Linked DNA regions of Homo sapiens: region 2 is linked to region 1. Evidence: read pairs that join two places in POLR2A ChIA-PET (ENCODE). Cell type or tissue: IMR-90. All regions are shown on one strand. Each heading gives the region's core, and the rest is flanking DNA. Links, peaks and the distances in the headings are about the cores only. Region 1 holds the start of LOC105373475 (a long non-coding RNA gene). Region 2 overlaps BPNT1 (3'(2'), 5'-bisphosphate nucleotidase 1).

What was found. Peaks named below come from ENCODE experiments on the same cell type or tissue, not always from the same donor. Only the 100,000 strongest peaks of a DNase experiment are listed, where the experiment ranks them.
Region 2: POLR2A ChIA-PET joins it to region 1 with 19 read pairs; 4 of 35 experiments call an interaction of 5 or more read pairs at or near these places.

Annotation. Positions count from the first base shown.
Region 1 is chr1:220,105,834-220,115,431 of GRCh38, reverse strand. It overlaps IARS2 (isoleucyl-tRNA synthetase 2, mitochondrial), which reads right to left. Exons shown (of 23, transcript NM_018060.4): 9 at 9,372-9,541; 10 at 8,281-8,371; 11 at 4,495-4,646; 12 at 958-1,118. It overlaps LOC105373475 (a long non-coding RNA gene), which reads left to right and starts at 2,840. Exons shown (of 2, transcript XR_922613.3): 1 at 2,840-2,991; 2 at 3,312-3,855. RefSeq lists an enhancer at 590-759. In IMR-90, for the core only: a CTCF peak has its summit at 2,107 (motif pointing left); no DNase peak of the experiment used is centred there.
Region 2 is chr1:220,048,264-220,061,154 of GRCh38, reverse strand. It overlaps BPNT1 (3'(2'), 5'-bisphosphate nucleotidase 1), which reads left to right. Exons shown (of 9, transcript NM_006085.6): 8 at 1,364-1,469; 9 at 2,163-3,673. The coding sequence ends at 2,311. Among named protein-coding and RNA genes, the nearest start is that of EPRS1, 8.2 kb to the right of the region's middle. RefSeq lists an enhancer at 1,194-1,363. In IMR-90, for the core only: no CTCF peak of the experiment used is centred there; no DNase peak of the experiment used is centred there.

The sequences.
Region 1 (9,598 bases), core at 748-8,747:
GCGCCACCATGCCTGGCTAATTTTTGTATTTTCGGTAGAGATGGAGTTTCACCATCTTGGCCAGGCTGGTCTTGAACTCCTGACCTCATGATACACCAGCCTCGGCCTCCCAAAGGGCTGGGATTACAGGCGTGAGCCACCGCACCTGGCCATGAATTTTATAGTATGTAAAGTATGCTTTAATAAAGCTTAAGAATGAGGCTGATCTATGTGTAGTGATTTGGAATAAATCATAACACATAAAGTGAAAAAAATCTAGGCACAGAGCAGAAGATAGAGATACTCTCTTTTGTATAAACATATGTATGTGCTGACAGAAGAATTCATTTTTTCTGGAAAGATTCAGAAACAGCTGTAAACAATGACTGCCTCAAAAAAAGGTTCTGGATACCTGGAGTAGGAAAAAGCCTACTTTTCAGTGTACAAGCTTTTCTACTATGAATTGTTCACTATGTCCATCTATTACCTTTCCAACTCAAAAAAAAAAAAAGGGAAAAACTGGGAATATAATCATCAGTGTAATCATGTGCATTTAACTACAATTTCTTAAATTTTAAGTATCTACACAATTACATAATCCCATTTCCACTGAAAAGGAAAGCAGACTCAGAATGTGAGAGTGATTCTCTTCATTCCTTTAGAAAAAATACATTTCAGGCTCCCCTGCTAAACACTGTCCATCTTTGGATCCATGATACCTTAATACAGCCCAATAAATTCTCATAGAAAAAAAGTCAGAGACTTTACTTCTAAGTATCAATATTTAAGAAAATCTAGTTAATATTTTAACTGTATGATAGAATTGTTTTGAACTTATATTTTAGTCCCCCAAAAGACTATTTTAGCATATTTTATTTAACATATATAAACGGTTCTTAATCATCCACATTATTTTTCAATTTTTGAAGAAAAAATATTTCACTTTAAAACACTAAAAAATTTTAGAAAGCATTCTACCTGTTGATCAAGTATTCATCCTTGGTCTTATGATGAAACACAGGAATTGGAACACCCCAAACTCTTTGCCTTGATATACACCAATATGGCCGCCTGTCCATCATTTCAACCATGCCATTCAGTGCTGATCCAGGAATAAATTTCACCTTTTTTAACAATTCCTGCAATTAATTCATAAATCAAGTCTTGTGAGAGAAAGCAGAACAAGTATTCTAGAACAGTCAATTTTCCAAATGCATTTGTTTCTTTTGGATGTTTGTAGCCATTCACATACCTCCCTTACCCTCCCCTCAAAAAAACAACTAAAGAACTAAAAGATTTCAGAGCAAATAAGGCAAAGTAAAAATGGAGCCGCGAAGAACTTAATAAATAATATCGGGAGCAGTGATAATATCAGGAGCATTGTTGCATTTTTTAACAATGTTACAAAAGATTTCATACCAATTTCTAATTTACACCAACCCTAGATCAAAACTGGTAATAAAAGCTTTCATAGAACTATTATACTTCACTAAACTATAGTTAAAATCAATTCAAACTTGATTTCCACCATTTTTTAAAATGCTTAAAAAATAAATTACTATCGTAGACTGCCAAAAAAAGATTGCGATATACCTAATTTTACATAATATAGTTTACAACACAGAAAACACTTTCTCAAAATAAGCCCAAGTATGTGGTTCAAACCTGTAATCCCAGCATTTTGGTAGGCTGAGGTGGGAGGATCACTTGAGCCCAAGAGTTCAAGGTTGCAGTGAGCTATGAGCATGGCAGTGCACTCCAACCTGGGCGACAGAGCAAGAGCCTGTCTCTAAAATAAATCTCTCTCTCTCTCTATATATATATATCTATCGACAAATGGCTAACAGTTACTTCCTCTCAAGAAAGCTCCCTTCCTCCATTCCCAAAATAAGGTTGAAAACTGCTACCATTTGATTTAATTTGTCAACTAGCAAAAGATTAACTGTATAGCAAAAATGTTTACTAATAGTCTCCAAAAAGGTCAAAATGTTAACTTCATTTTAAAAAATCTTTCTATCCATTAATAAAAGCATTTTTACATTTTCAAAGAAGGTTTAAATGGTTTCCTCACTCACCGTAACTACCAGAAGTCCCCTCCCACAAAGCTCTCTGTAGCACCACCTATTGGCAGAATGGCAAAATCTCTACAAATCAATTTGATTAATACCATACTTGGTTTAAAAGTCTAAGAAATGTGAATATTGAATAGATATTTGATTTTGCTAAGGAATAACTATTACTTTTTAAAGGTGGTGATAATGGCATGGGAATTATGCTTTAAAGAGTTTGGCCGAGCATGGTGGCTCACGTCTGTAATCCCAGCACTTTGGGAGGCTGAGGAGGGCGGATCACCCGAGCTCAGGAGTTCAAGACCAGCCTGGCCAACATGGAGAAACTCCGTCTCTACCAAAAATACAAAAAAATTAGCCGGGCATGGTGGTGCATGCCTATAATTCCAGCTAATCAGAAGGCTTAGGCAGGGAATTGCTTGAACCCAGGAGGTGGAGGCTGCTGTGAGCCAAGATCACATCACTGCACTCCAGCCTGGGCAACAAGAGTGAAACTCCATCTCAAGAAAATAAATAAATAAATACAGAGTTTATCTTTGGCTGACACCTGTAATTACAGCACTCTGAGAGGCCGAAGCAGGCAGACTGCTTGAGCTCAGGAGTTCGACACCAACCGGGGCAACTTGACAAAACCCTATCTCTAGAAAAAATACAAAAATTAGCCAGATGTGGTGGCACAGGCCTGTAGTCCCAGTTACTCAGGAGGCTGACGTGGGAGGATAGGTTGAGTCCAGGAGGTGGAGGTTGCAGTGAGCTGAGATCACACCACTGCACTCCAGCCTGGGTGACAGAGCAAGACCCTGTTTCAAAAAAAAAAAAAAAAAAAAAGAGCTTATCTTTCAAATATATGTGCTAAAATATCGCCGGGACAATATATAATATGGAAGAAATAGTGCCTGGAATTTGCTTTAAAATAATCCAATTGTTAAGGGGTAAAAAGTAGGTGGTCGGGCCGGGCGCGGTGGCTCACGCCTGTAATCCCAGCACTTTGGGAGGCCGAGGCGGGTGGATCATGAGGTCAGGAGATCGAGACCATCCTGGCTAACAAGGTGAAACCCCGTCTCTACTAAAAATACAAAAAATTAGCCGGGCGCGGTGGCGGGCGCCTGTAGTCCCAGCTACTCGGGAGGCTGAGGCAGGAGAATGGCGTGAACCCGGGAAGCGGAGCTTGCAGTGAGCCGAGATTGCGCCACTGCAGTCCGCAGTCCGACCTGGGCGACAGAGCGAGACTCCGTCTCAAAAAAAAAAAAAAAAAAAAAGTAGGTGGTCGGAGGGGTGTAGATAAAAACAAAATTAACCAAAAGTTGATTATTGTTGAAACTGAGTGATGGGAATACGACAATACATTATCCTATTCTCACTACTTCTACAAAGAACAATTTTTAACTTTACAAAAAAGTTAAAAAAAAAACTTGGCTTAAATATATTGCGTCAGACTTAGATGTTCTACAACCAAAAATCGGTGCAGAGCTGCAATTTACAAATTTTAACATTGACAAATAAGGAAGAGAGGCTTTAAATGAAGAAAAAACCAAAATGCACTATATATTATAGTTGTCCACATTACACAAGTATAGAAAGTATAAACTGCTATAAAAAGCTTTGGCAAGGACCCCAAATTGCCAGGCCAATAAATGAACCAGCTAAATACAGTAGTATCTTTCAAACTGTAAAGCAAAATATCTATATATTCAACCTGGTTAACACATATATATTTAAGCTCTTTCATTAAATAGAATCAAGTTGTGAGAGATGTTTACACACACACACACACACACACACACATATATATATATATATATATATACCCATATAGAAAGATACATATTAAATGAAAGGGCTCAAATATATATTAAGTATTTAAATACCAATTATAAGTATTTGTTAGCTCCAAAGCAACAACTTTGTATATTTTTCATATTGTTAGTTTTTCTTTTTAATATGCTTCCTTTGTAAGCAGAACAGTAACTTTTTTAATTGATTGTAATTTCAATCTTAAGGAAGCAAAGGGTTTAAAAAAGTTTTACTGACTGCTTATTATGTATCAGACCATATTCTGGAAACTCGAATTTCCTTACTCCATGAGATACGCATTATTACCACTTTATATAGATGAGGAAACAGAGGCAGTGGGAGGTTAAACTAGGTAACACAGTTCTGTCCAAATTCTATGCAACTTTGACTACACTGGGCAAGAAAGTCTATCTACTAACAGTGTGATGTGGACAAATCACTCAACCTCTTTATGCCTCATTTCTCACACATGTATAATGAAAAAATGGAAGTCCAAGGTCCTTCCAGATCTAAAATTCTACAATGTTATGAAACTAAATCATAATAGCAGCAATCCCTATTACTCCTGAAACCCCACCTCAACCTCACATGCAGCCCCTTTATACTGAGGGAATGATATGCCCGACCTGTTAAAACAGGATGCTTTTTATACCTTGGCTGCAGTCTTAATATCCGTGATGTTTATAAACCACTGCTTGCTGGCACGAATAACCACAGGTTTCTTGGTCCTCCAGTCATACGGATAGCTATGCACCAATTTCTCCTCTTTCAACAAATTCTTTGCAGTCTGAAGCATCTTTATAACTTTAAAAAAAAAAACACCAAATTAGACATAATTAAAAAGTACTGTGAAAATCCTAAAAATGCTCTAAACTTCCAGAAAATACTAAATCTGCAGCAACAGGTGGCAATAAGAGTAGTCACCTTGCCAGCCACAGTGGCTCACACCTGTAATCCCAGCACTTTGCGAGGCTGAGGCAGGCAAATCACGAGGTCAGGAGTTCGAGACCAGCCTGACCAACATGGTGAAACCTCGTCTCTACTAAAAATGCAAAAATCAGCCGGGCATGGTGGTGTGTGCCCATAATCCCAGCTACTCAGGAGGCTGAGGCAGGAGAATCGCTTGAACCTGGGAGGCAGAGGTTGCAGTGAGCCGAGATCGTGCCACTGCACTCCAGCCTGGGTGACAGAGCGAGACTCCGTCTCAAAAAATAAAAGAGTAGTCAACTTGGCTGGGCGTGGTTGCTCACGCCTGTAATCCCAACAGTTTGGGAGGCAGAGACGAGAGGATCACTTGAGGTCAGGAATTCAAGACCAGCCTGGCCTGCATGGTGAAACCCCATCTCTATTAAAAATACAAAAAAATTAGCAGGGCACAGTGGTGTGAGCCTGTAATCCCAGCTACTTGGGAGGCTGAGGTGGGAGAATCATTTGAACCTAAGCTAAAGCGGAGGCTGTAGTGAACCGAGATTGTGCCACTGCACTCCAGCCTGGGCAACAAAGCGAGACTCTGTCTCACAAAAAAAAATAAAATAAAAAAGAGTAGTCACCTTCCAGGTATCAAAGGCGTGCTCTGGGATTCTCCTGGCAAAAAAAAGCACGGACTGTAAAATCTTAATCAGACTCCAAATTATGCCACTTCTACCTCTTTTCACGTCAAAGAAAAGATGAACAGATTATATCTAGAATTCTACATTTGAAGTTTAGATCCATAATCTTTCATGCCATGAATCTTAAAATGGTCTCCAGGTAATCTGGAGGAAACCAGGTGTAGTGGGTTGAACTGTGTCCCCAAGAAGATCTAACCCCCAGCACTAGTGAATGTGACCTTACTTGGGAATCAGGCCTCTGCAGATGTAATCAAGTTTAGATGAGGTCACACTGCATTAGGGAGCACTGGTGTTCTTAGAGGAGGATAGAAAGAAGATTATGTTTTTGCCACTGATTCAGCCATGTGAAACTCATCTCATTACCCTTTTCTGGGTTTGAAGCTGCTGTCTCTAAAAGTGCCATCTCATTGTGCTTAATATCAGTTAATGCTAGAGAAATCTTAAATAGCTTATGTACAAAACTTTTTTAAATTTTTGTATTATTTTGAAACTTTGCTTCTTTGGGTGGCACCCTGGCCACCCAGTTTGACTGTGACAGCCCTCTACAGTCTGTGAGCTGGCAGATTTTTTTTTTTTTTTTGAGATGGACTCTCGCTCTGTTGCCCAGGATGGAGTGCAGTGGTGCAGTCTCAGCTCACTGCAACCTCTGCCTCCCAGGTTCAAGTGATTCTCCTGCCTCACCCTCCAGAGTAGCTGGGATTACAGGCACCTACCACCACACCTGGCTAATTTTTTGTATTTTTAGTAGACACAGGGTTTCACCATGTTGGCCAGGCAGGTCTCGAACTCCTGACCTCGTGATATGTCCGCTTCAGCCTCCCAAAGCGCTGGGATTACAGGGGTGAGCCACCGTGCCTGGCCGGGCTGGCAGTTTGCTGATCTTTTAAAGTTTCTTTCCCTACCCAATCCCCACTTTCCGATAAGGTTTCTGTAAAGTCTGTCAGGTGTACATCCTGCAGCATACTGGCTTAAAACGTACTGTCCTTTGATATAGTCTCTTTGGGGCCGATTGGGAGAAACAGAAATCAATAGTCCACCTGCTTTGATACTGAATATTGACAAGTGTCTTTTTGAAATAAAGAACCAGTCCCTCCAATAAAAAAAAAAAAAAAAAAAAAAAAAAGAGGATTCACAGAGAGACATTTAAGACCTAAAGAAGGTGGCTGGGTACGGTGGCTCACACCTATAATCCCAACACTTTGGGAGGCCTAGGCAGGTGGATCACTTGGGGCTGGGAGTTTGAGACCAGCCTGGCCAACATGGTGAAACCCTGTCTCTATTAAAAATAAAAAATAGGCCGGGTGCGGTGGCTCATGCCTGTAAACCCAGCATTTTGGGAGGCCAAGGCAGGTGGATCACGAGGTCAGGAGATCGAGACCGTCCTGGCTAATATGGTGAAACCCCATCTCTACTAAAAATACAAAAAATTAGCTGGGCATGGTGGCAGGCGCCTGTAGTCCCAGCTACTCGAGAGACTGAGGCAGGAGAACCCATGAACCCAGGAGGCAGAGCTTGCAGTGAGCCAAGATCGTGCCACTGTACTCCAGCCTGGGCAACAGAGCGAGACTCCGTCTTAAAAAAAAAATAAAAATAAAATAAAAAATAAAAAAATTATGGCCTGACACAGTGAGGGCTCACGCCTGTAATTCCAGCACTTTGGGAGGCTAAGGTGGGCAGATCACCTGAGGTCAGGAGTTCAAGACCAGCCTGGCCAACATGGTGAAACCCCATCTCTACTAAAAATACAAAAATTAGCCAGGAGTAGTGGTGTGTATCCTGTAATCCCAGCTACTTGGGAGGCTGAGGCAAGAGAATTGCTTGAACCCAGGAGGCAGAGGTTGCAGTGAGCTGAGATCACACCACTGCACTCCAGCCTGGGCAACAGAGTGAGACTGTGTCTCAAAAAAAAAAAAATTAGCTGGGTGTGGTGGTGTATGCCTGTAATCCCATCTGCTCAGGAGGCTAAGGCACAAGAATCACTTGAACCCAGGACACAGAGGTGGCAGTGAGCTGAAAGCATGCCACTGCACATCAACCTGAGTGAGAAAGTGAGATTGTCTCGAAAAAACAAGTAAGATCTAAAGAAGGCCATGTGACAAGACAGGCAGAGAGTGGAGTAACGCAGTTATAAACCAAGGAATGCCAAGGATTTCCAGGAGCCACCAAAAGCTAGAAAGAGGCAAGTAAGGATTCTCCCATAAAACCTTCAGGAAAACATGGTCCTGCCAGTACGATGAATTTAGACTTCTAGCTTCCAGCACTTGAGAGAATAAATTTCTGTTGTTTCAAACTACCAAGTTTACGGTGATTTTTTACAGTAGCCCTAGAAAAGTAATATATCAGGTCTAAATAGCCTTAGTCTTAGTGTGGGCAAAGAAAGGTTTTCATAGCACTTGGTCTCTGAATCTGTAAAGGAAGACAGAAAGACAATTCAAGGCTGGAGGATTCCCAAGATTCTAATACATAAATCATGCCATATAGGTCAGTTATTTACAAGGGTTAAAAAGTGAGTAGGGAATGTGTAATTTACAGTCAACATCCAGCCCTGATCTTGATTGTATCCTTCCACAAAAGTAATACTGCTGATTATTATCTCCATAGCCCTAAAATAACTTCACTCCCTGTTGACTGCCCTGACTTGCTTAAATAAAGCAGCTTCAAAGCAAAAGATGAAAAAGTCCCAAACTCCATTTTAAAACATATGGCAAAACAAGACATAATTTATTTTTTTGTTTCTGTTAAAGTATAAGGAGGGAAAATAGGTAGCAAAGGTTACTGCTACCTACTTTTCAGAAAACATGTATGATATCAACAGATATGATGCTCACCCACATCAGTTCCCTCTTCAAGGACAGCCTTGTTTTGAAGTTCAGGACCTGCAACATCTGTGAAAACTCCATCTTCGTCCACTAGACAATCCTATAAAGTATCATTTTGAACAATTAAAATATCAAGACATTTTCTCTTATGACAATATCTGGCAAAACAATATATATAAAAACATCTCAGTATAGCCTGGTCTTTTTCTACATTGAAATTCTAGGTACTTGGCCGGGCGCGGCACTCAGGCCTATAATCCCAGCACTTTGGGAGGTCGAGGTGGGCAGATCACTTGAGGTCAGGAATTTGAGACTAGCCTGGCCAACATGGTGAAACCCACTTCCACTAAAAATACAAAAATTAGCCAGGCATGGTGGTGTGCACCTGTAGTCCCAGCTACTCGGGAGGCTGAGGCAGGAGAATCGCTTGAACCCTGGAGGTAGAGGTTGCAGTGAGCCGAGATCATACCACACCACTGCACTCCAGCCTGGGCGACAGAGCAAGACTCCCTCTCAAAAAAAAAAAAAAAGAAAAGAAAAGAAAAGGAAATAGGAATTTGTGAATTTTATACATTTAAATCACCAAAGCCAAAATGTGTTATTGAAGCATATCCATAAACTTTAATAACAAAAGTAACAAAATATATTAAAACATCTTTGAGTGGTCTCTATTGTTTCCAAATCTATGCCTATATACACAGTTGTTCCCTTTCTGACTCACCTTTTAACTAAACGGAAATACTTGCTAAGTAACTGAAGTATGTAAAGTAAATGTAGAAAGGACTGTTTAGCTAAAACAAACAGGCTTTTTCAGGGAATAAAAGTAATTTGTCTATGTGACTTGATACTAGAAAAAAAGTATTTTAAAAGTGCCCCATGATATATATTCTTCAATTCTAAAGTGCTAATTTTCTATTAATTCTGGGAAATCTTTTTCAATTAGTACGAATTAATGAAACTTTAGAGTACTACACAAACCTGAGCATTTCACAATTATGATGACAAAAGTCATCATTTTTAAAAAATGAAGATGTTGGTTAGAATTTATCATTTCCTTTTATTAAGATGAATAATTAAAAATGATAAAAGAGGAACAGTACCATGGGCAGGTTGTGCTGAGACGCTACACCGTAGTCTTCCATACCATGAGCTGGGGCTGTGTGAACCAATCCCGTTCCTTTTGCCATGGTCACATGATTTGCAGGTAAAAGAGGAGAGGCTTTATCAGGAATTAATGGATGACTGCAAGTACCATTTTCCAAATCTACACCTGTGGGGAAAGAAAACCACTATTAAGAATCATTTTATATGGCAAATCTATCTCCTT
Region 2 (12,891 bases), core at 1,948-9,947, 55 kb after region 1:
ATCTGTAAAGCATCTCTATTAACATAGCTAGCTCTTTTTCTTTCAGACCCTCCAAATCCTAAACAGATTAACTAAAATCTGATTAGGAAACATTTGTCACCTATTGTATCTAAGGACAGCCACTATAAGACTTCAAAGGAATTTTGGTCTCAACAATCTTTATCTTAATCTGAACATTCTCTTTCTATAGATCCCAGGTCTTTAGACAAACCCAATCAATTGTCAATCAGAAAATACTTAAATTCACCTATATCCTGGAAGCCTCCCCGCCCCCACCGCTTTGAGTTGTTCCACCTTTCTGGACCAAATCAATGTATTTCTTAAATGTATTTGATTGATGTCTCATGCCTCTCTAAAATACATACAACCAAGCTGCTCCCCACTGCCTTGGGCACATGTTCTCAGGACTTCCTGAGGGCTGTGTCATGGGCCATGGTCACTCATATTGGGCTTAGAATAAATCTCTTCAAATATTTTTAAAAAAAAAAGTTTGTATTTTGGTAGTGAAATGGCAATACGTGTGATCCCAAGACTTATGAAAGTATTTGTTAGACTAGTCACATTGCACATCTGTTAGGATCTATTACAATTTATACATTATGGTACTGCTTGATACTTCTCTGTCCTTTATTTAATAATGGTCAGGGTTTTTTTTTGAGGGGAGTGCTTTTGTTTGTTTGAGACAGAGTCTCGCTCTGTCGCCCAGGCTGGAGTGAAGTGGTGCAGTCTTGGCTCACTACAACCTCCACCTCCCAGGTTCAAACGATTCTCGTGCCTCAGCCTCCCAAGTAGCTAGGATTACAGACATGCAACACAACACCCAGCTAATTTTTTGTATTTTTAGTAGAGATGGGTTTTGCTATGTTGGCCACGCTGGTCTCAAACTCCTGGCTGCAAGTGATCCACCTGTCTCAGCCTCCCAAAGTGCTGGCATTACAGGAGTGAGCCACCATGCGCAGCCCTCTAATAAATGGTCAATTTTTTAGATGTTGAAAAAACTTGAATTAATTCTGCTGTAAATGTATATTGCTTTTACACTAAAAAAGAAAAACAACGTGAATAAAAGGAACATGTTACTTTATGTAACTTGGAATATGGAGACAGTTCAGATATCCTCTTTGTAGCTTTTTTGACCATTATTTTTCCTTCATATCACTATATTATTATGCATTTATTCTATGTATTTCTTCATAATACTGGTATAATTTAAACCTGCTAAAAGCTTTAACTAAATTTAACAGAGGAACTGATTAAATGTCCTTGATAGAAACAAGCAGTTTTTCTTATCTGTACCTCAATCTTTTCATGACTTTCAATTATTCTTTCTATTATCAAAGGATAATTCTTATTTTTACCCTTACAGATTATTCAGCTGATTGAAGGCAAAGCCTCTGCTTATGTATTTGCAAGTCCTGGTTGTAAGAAGTGGGATACTTGTGCTCCAGAAGTTATTTTACATGCTGTGGGAGGTTAGTCTGTTTTATTTGAGGAAATTCATAGTTTTTCTACAATTATATCATGCTAAGACATAATATCTCAGTAATATTATTTTACTTAGACTGTTACGATATAAAAGCTAGAAGGCAGCTTAGAGATTATCCAGTCCAAACCCCTCATATGATAGATGGATGAGAGAGCAGATTTTCAGCAAGTTTTACTTTAGTTATCGTCTCTTTTTTTGAACTTTGATCTGCATACAGTTAATTTAATTTAGCCCTTATTTATAGCCTTTTTTTTTTTTTGACACAGGGTCGCTATTGTCTAGGCTGGAATGCAGTGGTGCAATCATGGCTCACTGCACCCTTGAACTCCTGGGCTTGTAGTGAACCGAGGTTGTAGTAACTGAGATTGTGCCATTGCACTCCAGCCTGGGCAAGACTCCATCTCAAAAAAAAAAAAAAAAAAAAAAAAGAAAAGAAAATGCTAAATAAAATTAATATTAATCAGAGAAAAAATAATTTTATATCCTTTAGTTAGTTAAAATTGTTCTGTAGTCTTAAATTTCAAGTGAATTAAAACTTAACCTTTATGGACACTCATTATTTCATCCAGAATTTATTGGCTACTATTGGATAAGGAAGCAAAAGGCACTTAAAAATAACTAGAAAAACCACAATCCAATTAGCCACTAACTTGATTGATTGATTGATGTTTTTCTATAGGCAAGTTAACCGATATCCATGGGAATGTTCTTCAGTACCACAAGGATGTGAAGCATATGAACTCTGCAGGAGTCCTGGCCACACTGAGGAATTATGACTACTATGCAAGCCGAGTTCCAGAATCTATTAAAAATGCACTTGTTCCTTAAAGGAAAGTTTCATTTGGCCGGGCGCGGTGGCTCATGCCTGTAATCCCAGCACTTTGGGAGGCCGAGGCAGGTGGATCACTTGAGCTCAGGAGTTTGAGACCAGCCTGGGCAATATCGTGAGACCCCATCTCTACAAAAATACAAATTAACTGGGCATCCTGTCATGCGCCTGTCATCCCAGCTACTTGAGAGGCTGAAGCAGAAGAATCTCTTGAGCCCGGAAGGCAGAGGTTGCAGTGAGCTGAGATCGTGCCACTGCACTCCAGCCTGAGTGACAGGAGTTAAGCCCTGTCTCAGAAAAAAAAAAAACAAAAACCCAAAAAGTACTTAAAGTTTCATTTACTTAGCTAGGAGAAAGACTTGGTTCTCAAAATAATACATTTTAAGATTAATTGGGTAGAATTAGAGTTCCACCTTTATTCATTGTTGAGCAGTGATTTATATTTAGTTATTATATTTAGGAATAGAAAATAGAATTAAATAATTTAACTTGATTAATCAACCAGACCAATTTTGACGTCTGGAGAACTTATAAACTCAATATGTTATATTTGTTTTCCTGTATTTAGGTGGAGAAATGAGAAAAAGCTTTAGTTCCAATTGACAGTTCAGGTCAATGTTCAATGAACATTCCTATCTTCTAAACCAGATTTCTCTTTTTTTTTCCTGAGACGGAGTCTCGCTCTGTAGCCTAGGCTAGAATGTAGTGGCGTGATCTCGGCTCACTGCAAGCTCCGCCTCCCGGGTTCATGCCATTCTCCTGCCTCAGCCTCCCGAGTAGCTGGGACTGCAGGCACCGCCACCACGCCTGGCTAATTTTTTGTATTTTTAGTAGAGAAGGTGTTTCACCGTGTTAGCCAGGATGGTCTTGATCTCCTGACATCGTGATCTGTCTGCCTCGGACTCCCAAAGTGCTGGGATTACAGGTGTGAGCCACCGCACCTGGCCTAAACCAGATTTCTTTAGGGCACAATTTTTTCTGGAATCTCACTCTTGTTTTTCACAGTAATTTTAAAAACGTTTCTACTCCAATTAAGAATATATATGATGTTATTATATATGCTTATGAAACAGATTTATGAGAAAAGTTTTTTTTAAATAAATTATTTAATCCTAGCTCTTTGTTATTCACCAGCTTTTTAAAAAAGTGTTTGAAAATTATACATTCTCGACTTTGGGGATTAGTTTATTCTTGTGGCATCATTATAAGGCTTAATTGTGGAAAGCTAAGTACTTGCTTCTATTCCTTCCAATGAGAGATTATAACATAAACTATTAAAATTATTCTGCTAATATACCTAGATTTTTATTTTTAGGTCTCTGTCCATTGCTTTTAATTAAAATTATCTGTTTTCAAATCAACAAGTGGTTTAAATTAACAGTTCCCAAACTCAACTGCATATCAGAATCACCTAGGAAGATTCTTTTAAAATGCAGATTCACAGGCCAGGCGCAGTGGCTCATGCCTGTAATCACAGCACTTTGGGAGGCCGAGGCGGGTGGATCGCCTGAGGTCAGGAGTTCGAGACCAGCCTGGCCAACATGGCGAAACCCTGTCTCTCCTAAAAATACGAAAATTAGCCGGGCATGGTGGTGTGTGCCTGTAATCCCAGCTACCAGGGGGCTGAGGCAGGAGGATCACTTGAACCTGGGAGGCAGAGGTTGCAGTGAGCTGAGATCGTGCCACTGCACTCCAGCCTGGGCAACAAAGCGAGACTCTGTCTCAAACAATAAAAATAAAAATTCACAGGGTTTATCCCAACGATTTTGCTTGTGTGTGTGTGTGTGTGTGTGTGTGTGTGTGTGTGTTTATTTACTTATTTATTTATTTATTTTGAGACAGAGTCACTCTCTGTCACCCAGGCCAGAGTGCAGTGGTGCAATCTCGGCTCACTGCAACCTCCACCTCCCGGGCTCAAGCGATTCTCCTGCCTCAGCCTCCTGAGTAGCTGGGACTACAGGCACATGCCACCACCCCTGGCTAATTTTTTGTATTTTTAGTAGAGACGGGGTTTCGCTGTGTTAGCCAGGATGGTCTCGATCTTCTGACCTCATAATCTGCCCACCTTGGCCTCCCAAAGTCCTGGGATTACAAATGTGAGCCACCACGCTCAGCCTGCTTCTGTATATTTTAAGAAATTCAGGGACTGATAATCATTTAACTCTAGGACTCACTAGATAAGGTAATATAGTATTATTTTATAGAAGTGTCATAATCTAGCAGGAAGAGGTCTCTGTGGTCTTGACACCTTTGAGCCCTCCCTCCTGTAAGTCTCTTCTCATTGTCCTGGCTTTCTTTTTTCACCTAGCCACTCCTACTCAGTCTCCTTTATTGCTTTCTCTTTGTCTTCCTTCCCTTAAATGTCACTGTTTACCAAGATTCTGTTCTAGTCTCTCTCCTTTCTTTTTTTTCTTTTTTTGGTAGAGATGGGGTCTTGCTATACAGCCCAGGCTGGTCTTGAACTCCTAGCCTCAAGCAATCCTCCTGCCTCTGTCTCCCAATGTGCTGGGATTATAGGTGTGAGCCACTGCACCTGGACTATGCTTTCTCTCCTTTCTCACCAGAGGATCTAATCCACCTGTGTGACTTTTGTGGCGCTTTTGCTCATTAATCCAAAATCTTTAGCTTAGAACTCTCAAACTCTAGATCTATATACCCCAAAACCTACCTAGATGCCTTACAGAGATGTCTGAATGATTATGTCTAAACAGTTCTTCACTCTTGCCCCGACCCCTCCAGAAATTATTTTACAAACCCATGAGGTGATCTTGATAATTGGCCAAGTTAGAAAATCATCACCTGAATCCACCTGCTTCCCTCTACGAATGGAGTTCTCTATCTGTAAATAGTGGACTAAACCTAATTTTTAAAAAATCTAAGTGTAACAAGAGAATAACTTTATTTTTATTTATTTATATATTTCTTGAGACGGAGTCTCGCTCTGTCGCCAGGCTGGAGTGCAGGGGCGCAATCTTGGCTCACTGCAGCCTCCGCCTCACGGGTTCAAGCGATTCTCCTGCCTCAGCCTCCTGAGTAGCTGGGATTACAGGCATGTGCCACCACGCCCAGGTAATTTTTGTATTTTTAGTAAAGATGGGGTTTCACCATGTTGGCCAGGCTGGTCTCGAACTCCTGACCTCAGGTGATCCGCCTGCCTTGGCCTCCCAAAGTGTTGGGATTATAGGTGTGAGCCACTGCGCCCAGCCCTAAGATAATAACTTTTTTTTTTTTTTTTTTTTTTTTGAGATGGAGTCTCACTCTGTCACCCAGGCTGGAGTGCAATGGCATGATTTCAGCTCACTACAACCTCTGCCTCCCGGGTTCAAGTGGTTCTCCTGCTTCAGCCTCCCGAGTAGCAGGGGCACACCACCACACCTGGCTAATTTTTTGTATCTTTAGTAGAGACAGGGGTTTCACCATGTTGGCCAGGCTGGTCTTGAACTCCTGACCTCAGGTGATCCACCTTCCTCAGCCTCCCAAAGTGCTGGGATTACAGGTGTGAGCCACCACACCCGGCCGAAAATAACTTTGAAGGTATTTTCTTCAGGTTCCTATACGAAAACCCAATTTATGTAAGTGAGATATGTAGGAGTCTAAATCCTCTCTCCATTACTCTTGACTCTACATTAATTACATTAGTTTATACCCTTATACCCCGTTATTTCTTCCCTAGATCCCTGCAGTGTCTTGACTAATCTTTCTGCCTACACTGTAACCCATCTATCTCTCTCTCATCCATTTATCACGTCATCTCCAGAGTGATTTTTTTGTTTTGTTTTGTTTTTGAGACAGGGTCTCGCTCTGTCACCCAGGCTGGAGTGCAGTGGTGTGCTTATAGCTCACTGCAGCCTTGACCTCCTGGGCTTAAGCAATTCTCCTGCCTCAGCCCCCCCAAGTAGCTGAGACTACAGGTTTGCACAGTAACGCCTGGCTAAGCCGGGCGTGGTGTCTCACGCCTGTAATCCCAGCACTTTGGGAGGCTGAGGTGGGTGGATCACTTGAGGTCAGGAGTTCAAGACCAGCCTGACCAATATGGTGAAACCCTGTCTCTCCTAAAAATACAAAAATTAGCCAGGCATGGTGGCACATGCCTGTAATCCCAGCTACTTGGGAGGCTGAGGCAGGAGAATTGCATGAACCCAGGAGATGGAGGTTGCAGTGAGCCAAGATCATGCCACTGCACTCCAACCTGGGTGACAAAGAAAGACTCCATCTCAAAAAAAAAAAAAAAAAAAAAACGCCTGACTCATTTTTGTATATTTTTTGTAGAGATGGGGTTTCACCATGTTGCACAAGCTGGTCTCAAAATCCTGGTCTCAAGGGATTCGCCCACCTCAGCTTCCCAAAACGCTGTGATTTTACAAGCGTGAGTTACCACACCGGGCCCAAAGTGATTTTTTAAAATCAAATGTAATGCCATTCCCCTTACTCAAAATATTTTATGGCTTTCCTTTGCCTTCAGGATAAAATGCAAACTCCTTATAATGATATATGAAGCTCTTAATGGCTTCTTCCTTCTCCAGCATCAACTCTGACCCTAACCTATACTGTAGCCATGCTCAACCATTTAAAGTTCCCCTAAAACACTATCTTTTCTCTTAGCATGGCCTCCATTCATTGAACAAATATTTATTGAGCACCTACTATGTGTTAGGCACTGAACATAGGTACTGAACATTCTTTCTTTTTTTTTTTTTTGAGACAGAGTTTCATTCTTGTTGCCCAGGCTCACTGCAACTTCTGCCTCCCAGGTTCAAGCGATTCTCCTGCCTCAGCCTCCCAAGTAGCTGGGATTACAGGTGCCCGCCACAACGCCTGGCTAATTTTTTGAATTTTTAGTAGAGTTGGGGTTTCACCATGTTGGCCAGGCTGGTCTCGAACTCCTGACCTCAGGTGATCCACCCGCCTCGGCCTCCCAAAGTGCTGGGATTACAGGTGTGATCCACCTTGCCCAGCCAGGTACTGAACATTCAACAGTGGATGTAACAGTGACCATAAGTCTGTTCCTTTGTTGAGCATGTGTTCTTGTGAAACAAGACAGATAATAAGTAAATAAAATTTTAGATTGTGGTAAATGCTATAAATGAAATCAGGAAGATGAGCTAGAAAGCAACTGGGGTAGGGTTGGAGGGTTGAAAGAGGATCTTCTGTACATAAAAATAGGAGTATGTTTTCCGTGGAGATGATGTCTGGTCAGGCACACTAAGAGCTGAGATTTCTAGTGTATATAGCAAGCAAACAACATCTCTGAGAAGACAAAGAAAAAGAACTTAAAGGAAGCCACAGTGGCTGAAGTAAAATGAACAAGGGGCAGAGTGTTATAAAATGAGGTTGGGATAGATCCTGAGGCAGAACTTGGGTATTAAAAATTATAAAAAAGAAATGAGATTGGGGATGCAGGTAGGGGTCAAGTCATCTACATCCTTAAACATTTTTAAAAAATATTTCAAGGATTGAGGGGAAATGGGAAGTGACTGCCAAAGGGTACAAAGTTTCTTTAGGGGATGATAAAATGTTCTAGAAGTAATTGTGGTGATGATTGAACTCTGAATTATACACTTTAAATAGGTGAATTTTATGGTATGTGAATTATATCTCAATGACGCTGTTAGAAAAAATAAAATGAGGCCAGGCATGGTGGCTCACGCCTGTAATCCCAGCACTTTGGGAGGCCAAGGCAGGTGGATCACCTGAGGTCAGGAGTTCAAGACCAGCCTGGCCAACATGGTGAAATCCTGTCTCTACTAAAATACAAAAATTAGCTGGGCGTGGTGCTATGTGCCTTTAATCCCAGCTACTAAGAAGGCTGAGGCAGGAGAATCGCTTGAACCCGGGAGGCGGAGGTTGCAGTGTGCTGGGATTGCGCCACTGCACTCCAGCCTGGGCGACAGAGTGAGACTCCATCTCAAAAAAAAAGAAAAAGAAAAAAGAAAATGGTCGTATGTGTCTAGTGCCTACCACACTGTATAGCATAGCTCTGTATCTTCTTCTCCAGGCTTATCTCATCCATTTTAATAACTACTCACACCTTCAGCAAAACATTTCAACTGAGCCCCAGATTTTATTATATTATTATACAAATATATTACAAATATTATACAAATATATACAAATTATATATTATACAAATTATACAAATATAATACAAATATTATACAAATCTGCAATTTGTAAAGGATATTTTCACCTACATATCTTACAGACATCTCAAAAAATCAGTCTAGAACCAAATAATTTGCCAACTCTGTTTCCTCTCTTGTCTTCCCTCCTTTGATAATGACATAACCATCCACCCATTTATCCAGCTGAAATCTAGGAATAAACCTAGGCAAATTTGCTTCTCGGCCGGGTGCAGTGTAATCCCAGCAATTTGGGAGGCTGAGGATGGCAGATCACTTGAGGCCAAGAGTTTGAGACCAGCTTGGCCAACATGGCGAAACCCCATCTCTACCAAAAATACAGAAAAATTAGCTGGATGTGGTGGCACACGCCTGTACTCCCAGCTACTTGGGAGGCTGAGGGATGAGAAGTGCTTGAACCTGGGAGGTGGAGGTTGCAGCGAGCTGAGATTGTGCCTCTGCACTTCAGCCTGGGTGACAGAGGGAGACTGTATCAAAAAGAAAAAAAATTAAAAAATTGCTTCTTTCACCATCACCTCCCCAAACATCTCGTCTGTCATTACTGATTTTACCTCCTAAATATATCTGAAACTTGTTCTCTATTCTCAGATCTTATTCCACTGCCTTAGTTCAGGCCATCATCTTTTATTTTCTCTCATATGGACTGTTGTAATAACATCTTAACTGGTTTCCCTAATGCCAGTTCTGCGCACTCCAAGTCATCTCCTATATTATTGTCGAAGTCATCCTTGTAAAATATGATCCTAATCACATCTCCTGCTCCTGCCTAAAACTTTTCACCGACTTTCTATCATAAGATAAAATCTTGCTCCTCAGCATGATATATAGAACTCTTCCTAATTTAGTCTGCCTACATTCCAGCCTTTTAGTCCCTTACTTCCAAAAGATTTTATATTCTGGCAATAACGAACTGGTCAGAGTTTTCCAAGTACACACAGCTTCATGACTTCAGGTTTTAGCTCATATTCTTCTTTTACCCCCTTTTTTCCCCCACTCCTTAAATATACTTTTTTTGAGGGGGGGGACAGGGTCTTGCTCTGTTGCCAAGGATTGAATACAATGGCATGATCATAGCTCACTGCAACCTTAAACTCCTCAAGTGGACTCAAGTGACCCTCCTGCCTCAATCTCCCACGTAGCTGGGACTACAGGCATAAACCACCACACCCAACTAATTTTTTTTTTTTCTTTGTGGAGACAGGGCCTTGCTATGTTACCTAGGCTGATCTCAAACTTCTGGCCTCAAGTGATCCTCCCACCTCGGTTTCCCACAGTGCTAGGATTACAGGTGTAATTACAGGCATACAGGATTACAGGTATATTACTGTGCCCAGCCAAATATGCCATCTTTTAGCCAAAGCTTTCCTTTACCATTCTGTCTTTCCTTCCTCACTCAACATGGATAATCATCTTCCATCTTCTGAGCTATCTTTGTACTTTCTGCAAAGTTTATTATTTTTACTCTCATTTCAATTTTTTTTTTTTTTTAGACAGAGTCTCACATCTCACTCTGTCACCCAGGCTGGAGTGTAGTGATGCGATATCGGCTCACTGCAACCTCTGCCTCCTGGGCTCAAGCAATTCTCCTGCCTCAGCCTCCAGAGTAGCTGGGATTACAGGCATGTGCCACCAAGCCCAGCTAATTTTTGTATTTTTTGTAGAGATGGGGTTTCACCATATTAGCCAGGCTGGTCTCAAACTCCTGACCTCAAGTGACCCACCCGCCTCAGCCTTCCAAAGTGCTGGGATTACAGGTGTGAGTTACTGCACCCCGGCCCCAAAATGTTTTTAATATGAACATATTTCTATTGCTACATATATCTCACTGTGTAGCAATTTTTATTTACCTTGTGTTTTTGTTTTGTTTTGTTTTGTTTTTTAGACACAGTCTTGCTCTGTTGCCCAGGCTGGAGTGCAGTGGCGCAATCTCAGCTCACTGCAACCTCCACCTCCTGAGTTCAAGCGATTCTCCTGCCTCAGCCTCCCCAGTAGCTGGAATTACAGGTGTGTGCCACCATGCCCGCCAGGCTAATTTTTCTATTTTTAGTAGAGACAGGATTTCACCATGTTGGCCAGGCTGGTCTCCAACTCCCAACCTCAGGTGATCCACCCACCTCGGCCTCCCAAAGTCTGTAGCCTTCTTGGTCAGGCACGGTGGCTCATGCCTGTAATCCCACTACTTTGAGCAGTTGAGGGAGGAGTATTGCTTGAGTCCAGGAGTTCAAGACCAACCTGGGCAACACAGACCCCATACCTACAGAAAATAAAAAATTAGCTAGGCATGGTGAGCATGCCTGTAGTTCTAGCTACTTGGGGGGCTGAGGTGGGAAGATCGCTTGAGCCCAGGAGATTGAGACTGCAGTGAGCTATAATCGTGCCACTGGACTACAGCCTGCTCTGTCTAAAAAAAAAAAAAAAAAAGTTTGGGCGTGGTGGTTCACACCTGTAATCCCAGCACAGAATCCCAGCACTTTGGGAGGCTGAGGCAGGTAGAACACCTGAGGTTGGGAGTTTGAGACCAGCCTGGGCAACATGGTGAAATCCCGTCTCTACTAAAAATACAAAAATTAGCTGGGCATGGTGGCACACACCTGTAATCCCAGCTACTCAGGAGGCAAAGGCAAGAGAATTGCTTGAACCAGGGAGGCGGAGGTTGCAGTGAGCCCAGATCATGCCAGTGCACTCTAGCCTGGGCAACAAAATGAGACTCTATCTCAAAAAAAAAAAAAAGGCTTCTTGAGGACAGGGACTTCACCTTTCATCTCTGTATCTCCTGTTTATGTACACAATAATAAGGAGTGAAAATCCAATACCCATTCTTGATTTTAAAAAGAATCCAGGGCTGGGCACGGTGGCTCAGGCCTGTAATCCCAGCACTTTGGAGGCCGAGGCGGGCAGACCACCTCAGGTCAGGAGTTCGAGATAAGCCTAGCCAACATGATGAAACCCCATCTCTGCTAAAAATACAAAAATTAGCTGGGCGTGGTGGCAGGTGCCTGTAATCCCAGCTACTTTGGAGGCTGAGGCAGGAGAATCACTTGAACCCAGGTGTCGGAGGCTACAGTGAGCCAATATCATGCCGTTGCACTCTAGCCTGGGCAACGAGAGCGAAACTCTGTCTCAAAAAGAAAAAAAAAAACCCTGTTAACCTAAGAATATATAAGAAACCAGCGGCAAACACTATTCTTTTTTTATTTTTATTTTCAGGGAAAGGGTCTTGTTCTGTCATCCAGGCTATAGTGCGGTGGCGCGATCATAGCTCACTGTACCTTCAAACTCCTGGTCTCAGGTGATCCTCCCATCTGGGCCTGCCAAAGTGCTGACATTACCAGCAAGAGCCATTGCAGCCAACCTAGCAGACACTATTCTTTTTTTTTTTTTTTTGAGACAAAGTTTTGCTCTTATTGCCCAGGCTGGAGTGCAATGGTGCCATCTAGGCTCACTGCAACCTCTGCCTCCTGGGTTCCAGTGATTCTCCTGCCTCAGACTGCCAAGTAGCTGGGACTACAGGCATGCACCACTACTCCAGGCTAATTTTGTATTTTTAGTAAAATGACGCGGTTTCACCATATTCACCAGGCTAGTCTCGAACTCCGGACCTCAGGTGTTCTGCCTACCTCAGCCTCCCAAAGTGTTGGGATTACAGGTATGAGCCATTACACCTGGCTTACAGACACTATTCTTTAACATTTTTTTTTTTGAGACGGACTTTTTGCTCTTGTTGCCCCGGGCTGGAGTACAGTGGCATGATCTCTGCTCACTGCAACCTCCAGCTCCCAGGTTCATGCGATTCTCCTGCCTCAGCCTCCTGAGTAGCTGGGATTACAGGCATGCACCACCACGCCCAGCTAATTTTGTATTTTTAGTAGAGACAGGGTTTCACCATGTTGATCAGGCTGGTCTCGAAGTCCTCTACTTAGGTGATCCACCCACCTCGGCCTCCCAAGTGCTGGGATTACGGGTGCGAGCCACCGTGCCCGGCCACAGACACTATTCTTGATAATGCAACATTAGCGGCATTCCCACTAAAGTCAGGAACAAAGCAAATACTCTCTTATTCGACACTATTATTGCTCCCATTTAACATCATTCTGGAAGTTCTAGCCAATGAAAGAGATAAGATATAGGTCATGTAAATTTTGGATAGGAAGAAAATGATATTTACCTAGAAAATCCAACATAACTAAAAAATGATTGGAACTAGTAAAAGCATCCAACAAGATGGTAACTCTAAGACCTAAGACTTTCTGCTATAAGTCCCACTATCCTGAAAGTAGGCTTCTTTTTTTTTTTTTTTTTTTTTATTGAGATGAAGTTTTGCTCCTGTTACCCAGGCTGGAGTGCAATGGCGTGATGTCAGCTCACCGAAACCTCTGCCTCCCAGGTTCAAGCGATTCTCTGGCGTCAGCCTCCCGAGTAGCTGGGATTACAGGCATGCA